Linked DNA regions of Mus musculus: region 2 is linked to region 1. Evidence: chromatin contacts called from ENCODE Hi-C or POLR2A ChIA-PET data. All regions are on one chromosome and are shown on one strand. Each heading gives the region's core, a stretch centred on a gene start or an enhancer-like site at or near the end of the contact. The rest is flanking DNA. Distances are from core to core; before and after follow the strand shown.

Evidence for each region. A loop is a pair of places that touch in the nucleus more often than their neighbours do. ChIA-PET counts read pairs that join two places held with the same protein, here RNA polymerase II (POLR2A).
Region 2: a map of adrenal gland shows a loop between it and region 1 (2.6-fold over the local background). The contact joins the promoter of Tuft1 here to the enhancer-like site in region 1. A Hi-C loop is called at or near these places in 3 of 37 maps with a recorded cell type or tissue (T-helper 1 cell, T-helper 17 cell and adrenal gland). POLR2A ChIA-PET finds 5 or more read pairs at or near these places in 1 of 5 experiments (embryonic stem cell).

What each region holds. Positions count from the first base shown.
Region 1 is chr3:94,617,980-94,624,671 of GRCm38, reverse strand. Tuft1 (tuftelin 1) reads left to right here. Exons shown (of 13, transcript NM_011656.3): 8 at 1,856-1,984; 9 at 2,527-2,621. Among named protein-coding and RNA genes, the nearest start is that of Tuft1, 38 kb to the left of the region's middle. Within about 2 kb of position 2,756, at least 1 of the 3 ENCODE cell types and tissues checked has a DNase peak (open chromatin) inside an H3K27ac peak, as active enhancers do.
Region 2 is chr3:94,656,425-94,663,116 of GRCm38, reverse strand. It overlaps Tuft1 (tuftelin 1), which reads left to right and starts at 4,245. Exons shown (of 13, transcript NM_011656.3): 1 at 4,245-4,392. The coding sequence starts at 4,333. It also overlaps the pseudogene BC021767.

The DNA of each region.
Region 1 (6,692 bases), core at 1,507-4,006:
GGTAAAGGCGTTCCCAGTCCCTTTTCCATGACACATTTTAGGTAGTCTGGTTATTTAGGTACCAATTCGATGACCACCTATTTCCTGTGTTCTCTGTAAAAGCTACAAGGAGAGGAGACTGGAGCTGCCACCCCAAGCAGGGGTAGGGTGTTGGAAACTTTGGGAAGCTGTGGCATTCCAGACACATTTGTCATTTCTGACTGTGGTGGAGCCAGCTGCTCCTAAGGAAGAGCTGCCTGAACAAAACATGCACAGGCTGGGGATCACAGCCACTATGGTTTGGGACAGTGGGACTTTCTTTACCCACCTGCAGCAGGTGCCCTTTGGTCAGGTTCCTTCCTCTGTGAGCAGGGCAGGATGAGCTACTGGGACAGAGGAGTCTGGCTTTTTTGTTTGTTTTTGTTTTTCAAGACAGGGTTTCTCTGTATATCCCTGGCTGTCCTGGAACTCACTCTGTAGACCAGGGTGGCCTCAAACTCAGAAATCTGCCTGCCTCCGCCTCCCGAGTGCTGGGATTAAAGGCATGCACCACCATGCCCAGCGGAGTCTGGCTTTTTTTGTTTGTTTGTGTCTGTTGGTTTTTTTATGTTTGTTTTTTGCATCTCTGTGATCCTAATTGGAGATTTAGACCAAGGCTTTGTTAGCTCTGCTATGCACACATCAGCCTGCATGTGGTATTTATGTACTGAGATGAGAGCCCCTGTTCTAAGCTCCTGCCCAGGAAGCTGGCCCATTTTAGGCTAATAGGTATTATTGAGGGTGTTTCCTAACCTCTCCTGATGAGTAAGATTGTCCAGTCTGGTTTTTTTTGAACCTGGGGGTATGAAGGGCAAGATTGATAATTATAATAAATATTGCCTGTCATTAAGCTTGGGTTCCTGTCCTGCTGGCTGCCTGCTGTCAGGAGGGATTTGCAGTGAATTTGCTTGGCTAGGGCAGCTGTGTTATGTGGACAGGTCCCATCATAATATTTTCCGCATCAAGCTTTTTCTACCCTGATTCTGAGACTGGGAATAACCAGACAACCTGGCTGCTTTCTGTCATCCAGGCCTTCCAGAGCTTATCTGGATTCTCTCTTACCAAGTGATGAGGTGTCTGGGGTGGGTGGGAAGCAGAGAAGTGGACGGCGACATACCCTGGAGGGAGCATGGGCCTGCCATTGCCTAGCTTTATTTGTGATGGGGAGAAATGGACTGAACGAGCACCAGTTCCACCAAGACCTGTATGCAAGGAACTTTGTGGCTCTTTGAAGGTGTGGAAGAAACCAAGACCTGTCTGCCATGAACTTGCACTGAGCTCACGAGTGCACTGAATCTGAGAAGAACTTTCCCAGGGCTAGGAGGGTGCTTAGGTGGGATATCTGTGGACCTGAAGGATAAGCAGGCATTGGTGAGATGAGAGCAGAGGAAACAAGGCAAGGTCTTTCTTTACTCTCATTCTAACAACTGGGAACCCTTCTGTTCGTTCCAGTGTGGTTTCTAGGCTGCTTAAGGACAGACACTGCCTGCTGCAGCACCTTGTGCAGGCACTGGGTTGGCCTTGGCATGGAGGTGGCCATACCAAGGGAAGTGGAAAGATAGGAGTGTGTCTCTTAGGTTATTTGCTTCTGACCAGCAAGGAAGCCACAGCATTGGGTTAAGCTTGTCAGCCCTGGAAGGGTCGTGGAGGTGTTCTAAGATATCAACCAGGGGGTCTTGATGACCCGTGTGCCAGTTGACTTTGGAGATGAACTTAGTCTGTGAGGGGCCAGTTAGTCTCCATAGCAGTCCTGATGGGCCCCTCCAGGTTCCCCTTGAAGGTTTATTGATGTTTGCCTTTTCCCTTTCACCATTGAACACACCCTTCTATGTTGTAGGTCACACTCAGCCGTTATCAGCGAGAAGCAGAACAGAGTAATGTGGCCCTTCAGAGAGAGGAGGACAGAGTGGAGCAGAAAGCGGCAGAAATCGAGGAGCTACAGAGGCGCTTGCTGGGGATGGAGGCGGTAATGGTGATGTTCTACCTTCAGAGTCTAGCCCTGGGGCAGGAAGGGACCCAAGGCGTCTTTCCCTAATATCCCCAAAAGCATCCCTTTCTAGCAGCCTCGCACATCCATTCTGATACCGTGCAGCGTTTTAGGAATGGAGGGTCTGTCATCCAGCCTTAGCCTCCTTCTGCTGCAGGTGAGACTATTCCCGCCTTAGACGTGTTCTTACATAGATGCCCCTTTGGGTTTCTGAAGACTTCCGAGTCGCCAGTCATTCCACGTGTTTCATCCAGGATTGGCCAGAGGTGGCAGGTGGGCTTGCACAATGCAGGGCCAAGTTCTCCCTCGGGCAGCTGGGTGAGGCTGGGAAATTTCTGTATGCTGAGAGTGGGAAGGGCTATTCCCTGACAGGGGAGGCCGCCCATCAAACCAGCCTGGCCTGCTGTTCTTTGGCAACCGTCCCAGGCCCAGTAGCAGCCAAACCCCTGTTCAGGTACCCATTTCACCCCAAGGTGTTGATGTCTGTTCTTGCTACAGACCTTTTCTTTTGTCCCACCCAGGAGCATCAGGCCTTACTGGTGAAAGTCAGGGAAGGAGAGATGGCCCTAGAAGAGCTTCGGATCAAGAACGCTGACTGTCAAACAGAAAGAGAAAAGTAAGGGCCCTTGTTCACTGTAGAGCTGAGTGTAGGGAAGAGAGGGCGGGCTGTGAGCTCCCTGGAAGGAAGCTGCTGATGATGTCAGATCTTCCACTTCTAACTCAGTGTGCTTGTGGAGGGTGGAGCCCCACCCAGCCAGAGACTCTTCAGAGGGCTGCCTTCTTCAGGGAGTTCATTTAACAAGGGGGCTGTTAGCATTCTGTCTAAACTTCACCCCACAGTTACCTGGCAACAACCAGGTAGGCCTGGCCCACTATAAAGGGGGCTGCTTGCCCCCTCCTCCCTCTCTTGCCTTTTGCTTGTTCTTGCTTCCCTCCTGCCCTCTTGGGCTCTTTCCTTCCCCCTCTCTCCACATGGCCATGGCCTGCCACTACTTCTCTTCTGCCTTTCTCTGCCTCTACTAGCCTCTTAACTCCCCTCCCTATGCCCTGAATAAACTCTGTTCTATGTGGCTGGTCCCTCAGGGGGAAGGGATGCCTTGGCATGGGCCTGCTGAGACATCCCCTTCCCCGACACCTCACCACACTCCCATAGAAGACACTCCCTATCTCTTTATCTTTTAATGAACACATCATGGGCAAAGACCTAAAGAAAAGGATTTATTAGGTCAGGTAGAGTCAAGGGAGCATGGGCTGTCACGGCTCTCAGTGAAGGAGGTTTTGCTGGACGTGTCACTCCGTTTCTTACTCCTAAAGCAGCAACACTAGAAGTTCTTGAAGTCATTTAATCTCTCCAGTCTTTTGGAGACAGAGTCTAGAGCTCTATGAGGACTTTCTCTTGCTCCAAGCAGTTCAGATAGAAACCAAGAACTACCTGCTGAGCATATTGACCTACTAAGTTAGAGGGTTTGGCAAATCTCCTCTGAGGAGAGGGGATCAGAGGCTCCAGATCAGTGGGTTCCTCAGAGCAGAGACTGCCTCCTGAAAGTTCAGGACCAAACAAGACGTTTACAGGGCATGGTGGCACATGCCTATAATCCCAGCCCTTAGAAGGCTGAGGCAGGAGGATTGCTATGAGTTCAGGGCCAGCTTGTACTACAGAGTGAAACTGATTACCATCTTTCTGGATGCAGTAGTGGTAGTCTGTACCTATTATTCCAGGGTCTCAGGGGACAGAGGAAGGACCATAAGACCCAGTCCAGCCTGTGCAACTTAACACAGTTTGGCTCAAAAGTAAAGAACAACAGTTTAATCTCAGTAAGCCATTGTGGGTCTGATCATCATTGTACCAGCGATCTTTTTCACAGTCAGTAGACATCCCCTGAAGGGCCAGGATCAACAAACCAGTCTGCCACTGCTCCTCTGTCTCCAGAGAATGTTTCCTCTTCTTTAGGACAACCCAGGTTTGACCTTCCCGGCATGGAAAGTGCAGCATCTTTTTATTCTAGCCTCCTTTCTAGTTTGACGTCATATCTGAGTAACTTTAAATGAACAGTTGGAGCTGGAAGTGGTGGCTCACGCCTTTAATCCCAGCACCCAGGAGATAGATGCAGGTGAATGATCTCTATGAATTTTAGGCCAACCTGGTCTACAGGCAAGATCTAGGCCATTCAGGGCTACAGAGTGAGACCCTGCCCCAAAGGAAAAAAACAAACAAACCGAAAACCAGGAAATTGTAAATTATCTCTTTACTGAATATCTGAAGTCTTATTTTGTTGCCATTGGTCCCCCAGAGTATCCTAAACACTGAAGCGTAAGGGAGAATGCACACTCGAAGGACATGTGCAAATGCTAGTGAGGGACGGCAGCACTCGGGGGCTCTAATCGAATGATGCTTGGTGCTGAGGGATGGCTGCATTCAGACCTCTTCCTCTGTGTGGGAGGGACTGAGGGCAGAGCCAAGAAGAAGAGCAAGAGAAACAAAAGATGAGATGATCCCAAACGAATGCTCTGGAATAGCATTTGACCACCACTCACCTCGTGTGGAGAACTGAGGGCGGGATTTAGAGTGTTCAGGAAGGATGTTGGGGCATCGGTGCATTGTGACCACCTCACCCTCAGTACTACCCATGTTTGGTTTTGTTTTGAGACAGGGTTTCTCTGTGTAGCTCTGGCTGTCCTGGAACTTGCTCTGTAGACCAGGCTGGCCTCAAACTCACAGATCTGTCTGCCTCTGCCTCCCGAGTGCTGGAATTATTGGTGTGCAACACTATTGCCTGGGTACCACTCATTTGCTAACAGCGTGCACTTGTTGATATCTTTAGGCAGAACTGAGAATAAGCAGTGCCCGTGGCTTTTCAGGAATCTCTGGACATTCTCAAGGGTGACTAGGGAAATTACTCTCTGCTCACAGCATCATGACATCAAGCAACCTTCTGTTTCTCTCCAGACACTGACTGTGGGTCTCGCAGTCTAATTCAAGTCTGATATTGTCCAGACTTACTGTGGACCCCTCATGTCAAGGGTTCAATTCTACCCCCACTTTAGCTGACAATCAAAATTAGTGTGCTCAAGGATAACCATACCCCTTTCTCATTTGTGAGTGTGTGTGGGTGTGTGGTTCTACCCAGTTGCTTCCTTAGGTTCAAGAGTTTGTTGCAGTGGCTCATGGAACTGATGAAACAATATTATAGGTTCTTAAAGGATCAGGTGAACAGTAGGTGAAGTGGTGTGTAGGGTGAAGTCCAGAGGGGACGGCGCTGCTGTCTCCAAACAGTGGGTGTATGCTGTTGATGTGTGTATGCACTTCTCGACCTGACAGGTCTTTGAACCTTTTGTTCAGGATTTGGAGAATGTTTCAATGTGCAGGCACAGTTGGTTTCTCCCCCAGAGGTTGAGAGGGGTTGAAGGATATAAGGTTTTAACTAGCTTCTGTCCTGCAGCTGTCTGCACACCCTAGCCAGCACTCACTTCCTCCGTGTACTTTAAGGCCTCCTTAGTCCTTCTGAAGATTCTAAACCCAAGACCAAATACTATATAGTAAAACATGTCTCCATCACCCCTGAGCTTGGAAGTCTATAAGGGGTTGAGGAATTCTCTGTTAAGAATTAAGGACAGGAAAAAAAAAAAAAGCCAGGTGTGGTGGTGCACGCCTTTAATCCCAGCACTCAGGAGGCAGAGGCAGGCAGATTTCTGAGTTCGAGGCCAGCCTGGTCTACAAAGTGAGTTCCAGGTCAGCCAGGGATATACAGAGAAACCCTGTCTCGAAAAACCAAAAAAAAAAAAAAAAAAAAAAAAAGAATTAAGGACAGAAGGGCTGAAGAGATGGTTCAAAAGTTAAGAGCATTGGCTACACTTCTAGAAGACCTAAGTTCAATTCCCAGCAATCATGTGGCAGCTCACAATTGTCTGTAACTCTAGTTCCAGGGGATCCAACAAACACACATATAGGCAAAACATCAATGCACATAGAATAAAAATAATTTAAAAAAAGACAGAAAACAGATATTTCTTATTGGGGATCTTGGCTTTGTTTGCTTCCTACTTAAATCTTTGAAGTAATCAGAAACTTATAACTCACAAGGCAGCCAACTTCCTCCTTTAAAGAAAAAGTTTTATTTATTTTATGGATATGAGTGCTCTATCTGTATGCATACCTACATACAAGGAGAGGGCATCAGTGTCCTGACCAGCAGGACCCAGTTATTCGTGGGTACGAAGGGAACCACAAACCTGCAAGAGAAACGGGCAGGGGAAAAAAGAGAGAGACCAAGGAGGATTCCTGTCAAGGTCTAAGTTTATTAGGCTGAAAAAGCCAGGTTATAAGCACACAGTGAGGGGAAATAGGGAGGGGCTGAGGGGGAATTAACAAAGAACAAAGAAGTAGGTATCTGGGGACATGAAGGCTGAATTCTGACTACGGGCGGGAGGCACCCTGAGTCTTATCTCAGGAATGTAGATTCCTCCTTAACAGCCCAGGGTGTCAAGTTGGGCTCAGCACATAACTCAGGTCCTTAGAAGTCTTGGGAGTCTTCTCCCAAGAGATAAGGAAGAGGGGACTATAATTCAAACTTTTAGGGTCTTAGGTGCCAGGAAGGGATAGGGAGGAGGTGACTGGCTCCTAACACAAGGCCATTTGGCTATTAGGGTGGGAAACTGCGAAAGGCTTACTTTCTCACGGTATGGTCTC
Region 2 (6,692 bases), core at 2,996-5,495, 37 kb before region 1:
GAAGGACCAGGTGACGACATGACACCCAGGGTTCTCTTAGGCCAGGGGAGGCCACCATCCCCCATAAGTCTTCCACACTTACATTTTGCTTTTGGAAGGACCAAGATTAGCTCAAGAGTAGTCATGACCTCTATTGAGTGTGCTGGTTTCTCTAAGTGTTCTATGTTCATTACTTCATTGAATAGCTTTCATGTTGTGCTTGTGTGGGGTGCATATGTGTGTGCACATGTACAAATGTGCACATGTGTTTAGAGGCTGGAGGACAACCTTGGGTGTTATCCCTCAGCATATTCCAGCCTTTTTTTTTTTTTTTTTTGAGGCAAAGTCTCAAAAAAATTTTGGAATTTGCCAAATAGCCAAATAGGTTAAGGTTGTCTGGCTGGCTAGTGTACCCTAGGGAGATTGAACTTAGATTCTATGCTTGCATGGCACACATTTCATTGTCTGCACTATCTTCTCAGCTCCCTAACCCTTCTCAGAAATTTCCCTGAGATTGGAGAATTTACACAAGGTTACAGTGCGAGTTGGGGAGGTGGGAGAGTATATGGATTGTCTGAGAGTCATTGCAAGGGAGGTCCCATCCCTTGGTAGTTGATGCTTTTGTAATGTGCGGACATGGTACTCTGCTTAGCTAACCCTGAGGGTGAAGGCTTTGAAGCGGCAGGTGGATGAAGCAGAAGAGGAAATTGAGCGGCTGGACAGCCTGAGGAAGAAGGCACAGCGGGAACTGGAGGAACAGCATGAGGTCAATGAACAGCTCCAAGCCCGGATCAAATCCTTGGAAAAGGATGCCTGGTATGATATGGCAGCCCTTCTGTACCCCCTTCTGCACCGCGCTCTTGGGGAGTAGGGAGTGGTCCCTCCCAAGCTGGGGAAATATGTAGTACCTTATCCTGCCTAGAAGTCAGTATGGTTAGTTCTTAGTATCTTAGCCTCTGTCCTTCACTTTATCTTCCTAGGTCCCTGACTAGCAGGAGACCATGTGAGTAGTATTAGGTCTTAGAAGAATGACTTCTTTAGTACGAAAGTGTGATTGTCTCAGTCTGTTCCTTTTCTCTCTGACTCAGGCGGAAAGCTTCCCGCTCAGCTGCTGAGTCAGCCCTCAAACAAGAGGGGCTGAGCTCTGATGAGGAGTTTGACAACGTCTACGACCCCTCATCCATTGCATCACTGCTTACTGAGAGCAACCTGCAGACTAGCTCATGTTAGCTCAGGCTCTGCTCAGGACCACAAACGGGCTTGTGGTCAAGCCTATCCCAGCCAGCCCTGCTCTGCTCTGCTCTGTCTTGCCTGCTTCGGAGTCTTTTTTTTTTTTTTTTTTTTTTCTACAAGTGATCCAATTCAGACTTAAGACTGGTACGGGTCAGAGTGATGGTGATAAACATTGGCAATGAGCGGATGGGTGCACTTGTTCTTTTCACTGGAGGAGTGGGTGTTTAGTCCTGCTGAGTCAGTCCTTCCTATAGGACCTCTCCATCATCCCTTACAGTGGGACTAATGGTCAGAATATACACTGACTGGAACTGTGAAGGACAGGAAGGGATGGATATTGCCATGTATGTAAAGCTTTATTTCTTTAATATTTAACCATATGGCTCAGGGAAATACCCAATGTTGTTCTGCTCCCTGGATCCCCACAACTGTTTTCCCTCCCACTCTGGAGCAGGGAGGGAACATTATGGGTAATGGACATGCAGGCGTGGCGCTACCCACTTCTCAGATACTTCTTTTTGCACAGTCATTGGTCCTAGCATCTCTTCAGTTGCAATATTTTTGTTTTCCCCCAGTCACTGGGTCCAGGAGATCGTGTGTCTTTCTTTTCCATCCCTGCCTTGCTGCTTTACTCTCAGTGCCTTACCAGTGTGAGATGGATGAGGATGCTATTCTTGCCTTTTATAAACCTGCACATTCATACCTCTCCAAAGACCAGCCTTTCCTCATTGGGGGCCCTCAGCCTGTCCTCCTACCCCAGTGACTGAGCAGCTACAGGCTGCTCTGCCAAGCAGCCCCTGGGAGAAGGGCTTTGAAAGGCCTGGTAAGGTGGTGGGGACTGGTTCTGCCCAGGGTTTCCATCTTCCTTGCCCTCTGTGACTGAGGATGCTACCATAAGGTGGTTGTACCTGGGAACCATGGCAACTGTTGATACAGGTTCTAAAGTTCAAACATCTAGTCCCTGTGGCCTCCTTATGGCTTCTCGGATGTGCCCAGCTTCTGTGGGAACCAACAGATCCTTGCTTTTCTCAAGAAGTGGGCCCTGTTTCAGAGCCTCGCCTGGGGTTGGAAGCTGACTCTCAGTAGAGATGGGAAGGGGTCATGGAGAATATATTCCTCCTTTGAGTTTTGGGGCATGCCAAGCTCTTGTGGGTGAAGGTAATGGGGATGGTTTGCCTCTTATCTCCAAAGTAAGTTCTGGTCTCATCAATGACTTCTATATCATGATTTAAAAGAAGATATTCTGCAGATCAGATATTTTCTCCCAATCCAGCCTTGGTTTAATTTTAAATTAAATATTAAAAATGGCATATCTATATGAAATTCTTGTCTTCATTTTTCTGGTTAATTTGAAGGCCTACTCCAAAAGTTTTTTTTTCTTTTCTCTCTTTTTTTTAACGTGTGTGTGTGTGTGTGTGTGTGTGTGTGTGTGTGTGTACACATGTGAATACTACATTTGTAGAGGTCAGAAAACAACTTTTGAGATAGAACATCTTTTCTCATTTTCCACAGTGTGAATCCTGGGATTGAACACAAGTGGTCAGGAGGCTTGGCCACAGGCACCTTTCCCTGCCAAGTAGATCCTATTCCAAGAGTCCTTGAAACTGTACATTAAAATGAGGCTTTAGCTCATTTTTTAGAGGTCTCTTGTGGCTGATCAGGCATCTAGGAAACAGACTACTTGTAGTAGAACCATCCTGTCCTAAGAAGCTCTGGGAATAGCTTATACAGAGTGCTGTATGAGTTACTTGTCTGCTGCTGTAATAGAAAACAACAGTCAAGACAGGTTAAATAAAGAGGTGTGTATTTGAGCCTACAGTTCCAGAGGGGTAAGAGGTCATCGCCATCATGGTAGAAAGGTGATAGCTGAGATCTCAAACCACAAGCAGGAAGCAGAGAGCAAAGTAGGAATGGTGGGAGTCTTTGAACTCTCAAAGCCTGCCCCAGTGACTTGGTTGTCCAGCGAAACTACATTTCCGCAATCCCCCAATTAGTACCTCCAACTGGAAACCAGGTATTCAAATGACCGAGCCTGGTGGGGGGGGGGGGGGCTTTCCCAGTCAAAGAACCACAAATGCCTTTTTTGAGGATAGAGAAAGGACCAGAATTGAGTTTTTCTCCTATTCTGGTCACTGATGTCCCTAGTGATTATCTTCCAGGTATAGACAGAGCTTTGTATCCATTCATCACTGGCAAGTGACTCAGAGTCCAGTCTAGTCCCCGCCCACCTCGTTTCCCCACACCCACCCTAACACTTTAAGGACCTAGATGTTCACCAAAACGAATTGCTACCTCTAGTGGTACTGCCTATTCAATCGGATTAGACCTTACACACCGCGCCTGCTGTCCCTGTGACCATCACACAGTGAGATAGCCTTCTACCAGAGGTCAGCCCTCAAGATCCCAGCCTAAGCTTGGGAAGCAACTGCCTTTGGTGCCACTAAGACTCTTTCTCTAGGGTGCAAATTCCTTTTAAGGTCATGTGTCCCGCCTCTCCCTACCATATAAGTCTAGTTTCTGCAAAGCAAGCCCCACCCAGAGCTTAGCTGGCTTTGACTTCGACCTGGGCTACTTGCCAGGAAAAAGCACCTGCCAGACTGGCTTAGACTAGTCCGAGTGAGCTGGTCTTTGGTGCCTGCCTTTCTACCTGTGTGGTAGAACTCTGAGGAAAGATGTACTCAGCTCTAAAAAGCCTACAGGCTGGCTTACATTTCAGGAAAGACCACAGAAGCTTGTGCAAGCCCCAACTCAGACGACCAGACCGATTCTTTCCCGCACCGAACCTGGAAAACTGAAAGGAAAAAGACCAATGAGATACCACAAGATACCTTGTCGTACCCTTAGTAAAATTCCTAAGCGGTCACCCGACCTTCACTCCCAAGCCTCACCTTTACGTAAATCGTCCATAGCACGGGTAGGCGAGTCCTGAAGCCTCTTGGCACCGCCCACCTCTCGCTTCCGCTCTACCTCATTGATAAATACCGCCCTGGGCGTGGCCCATCTTCAGCCCCGCCCCCGACGCGCCTATACTAGGGGGCGGTTCCGCGCGCGCACCCGCCTGCCGGCCTAGTTTCCCCGGGACCTCGGAGTTGAGGAAGCTCATACGACCTCCGCGTGAAGATGAACGGGACGCGGAACTGGTGTACCTTGGTGGACGTGCACCCGGAGAGCCAGACCGCGGTAGGTCGTCACCTTCACCCCGCCTTCCCACTCAGGCACAGTGGCTTTCCAGCTCCGCCGCTCGCGTGCCTCAGGCTCAGGTAGCCCATTTCACCTGACGCCGGGCTCAGTGCGGTCAGCCCCGCGTCGCTCCGTGGGCTTTTTCCTTTGCCCTGTGGCGGACTGTGGAGTGGGAAGCACAGGACGAAACACTGGCAGCTCCAGGGCTGGGGAGGTCCTGTCCTTGGCGCGGACACTGTAGCCCCGGCTCGGGCATGGGGCGCGTTACTCAGGCGTCTCGTGGGCAGCTAGATTGGGTCGTGGAAGACGCTCGAGGGACCGGATCCCTGCGCTGTTTCGGACGTTGCGCCGGCCCAGGTGGGTTACGCCTTTTCGCGTTTCCCGATGGCCTCAGAACCCCTTCAAAGACTTCTGTGATGGCGATCCTTTTACTAGGAAAGGGGGCAGAGGGTCGAATCCTAGGAGAGAGGGGAGAGCATGAGTGGGCGGGATAGGTCTCAGACAACTACGGAATTGGTACCAGATTCTACCTTTCGCCCAGAGGATTTATGGAGCTCTCCGCTCGACGGTCACCTCTTTTGGATTTCTCCTTTTTTTTTTTTTTTAAATCTTGCTTTTCTGGTCCCCAACCCCCTTTCAGCCAGCCAGTAGCTTCCTTGGTTTTGCTTTCATGTCCAGATGCCAAGTCCCTGTAGGGGAATAAGGGGATGCTGCGGAACTCCAGTGGAGAACTGAACCCACCTGGAGTGGGTTAGGGAGAGAGAGGGGGCATTCTCCAGTGCAATCCAGTCTGCCCTGCTCCCTTTATGCCCTCCTCACTCCCTCACTCCCTTTATGCCACCCTCAACTGACCACATATTTTTTTTTCTCTCCAGAGGGAAAGGCCTGTAATTTGATGCTGCATGTTTCTAGTCGTTGCTGGGGGATCCAAATACTCCATAGATCTGTGCTAATTAATTTATTTCCAAGTTGTTGTGGAGAATGAAATGAGAGCCAAAGTGATGGGGAGTTTGCGCCCCCACCCCCCCCATCTGATTCCTATGCGCCTGCCTGTCTCAGCATGTCCTTGAGGCAAAGCTAACCCAGCTACAGCTGGATTATGGCTCTTCAAAGAATTGTTGTAGAATGGGTGCTCATTTGAAGTTCAGAGTACAGCTGATCATTGAAGTCTGTTCACTGTCTCCTTCGACATTTTTGCCTAGAAATATGGAGGTTTCTTTCACATTACAAGTTTTGACATTGCCCAAAGCCCAGCCCACCCCCCAGCCTACCCCAGGTAAGAGAGGTTGACCAAATCAGATAAACAAAACCAAAGTCCAGCCAACAACTAGTCATATCCTATTGTCCCAGCCTCAAGTGCTCCATGCTCTTGGTGCTTTGGAATGGTTGAGTCAGGGAAAGAACATGGAATGAATAAAAGGGGTCATGGGCTTTAAAAAAAAAGAAAGAGGAAGAAGAATCATTTATTGTATTTTTATGCATACACTGTAGCTGTCCTCAAACACATCAGAAGAAGGCGTCAGATCCCATTACATATGGTTGTAAGCCACCATGTGTTTGCTGGGAATTGAACTCAGAACCTCTGGAAGAGCAGACAGTTCTCTTAACCACTGAGCCATCTCTCTAGACCCATGAGCTTCTTTTAGACGTAGAAAAAAGACCCACCTCATATAGAAGAAGGATCTTTAAAACCACAATCCTGGCAGTACAGAGAAGGATATGTCACCCGTTGCTGTCCCTTGATGCTTTTCTTTCTTGTTTGTTGGGACAGAAAGCAGAGGTAGAAAATAGCAATATGTCAGAGGGGAGACAGACTAGACTTGTGACTTATTTTATGGCTGGGCGGTGGTGGCGCACACCTTTAATCCCAGCACTTGGGAGGCAGAGGCAGGTGGATTTCTGAGTTTGAGGCCAGCCTGGTCTACAGAGTGAGTTCCAGGACAGCCAAGGCTACACAGAGAAACCATGTCTTGGGAAAAAAACAAAAGAGGGAGATAGAGAGACTTATTTTATTATAAAGCCAGGAGTGAAATAACCCTTGCCTGGTTTACTCTTGGAGACATTCCTGGGCTCATGAGGAAGGGCAGAGAGTAAACAATCAGTCAGTCAGGAGGCAGGCTTTGTCCTGGATTCTTCTCCTCTGAGCCAACCTGTAAATAAAATTTATGGCTCTGGACAGTCCCTGGGAACCTGTCATGTCGTCAGTCATGTACTCATACCATTGAGCATGCTCAGTGAGGGTGCAAAAGCTGTGAGCAAGGAAACGATTCAACTGATTTATGTGGTGCTGGGAGTTGAAC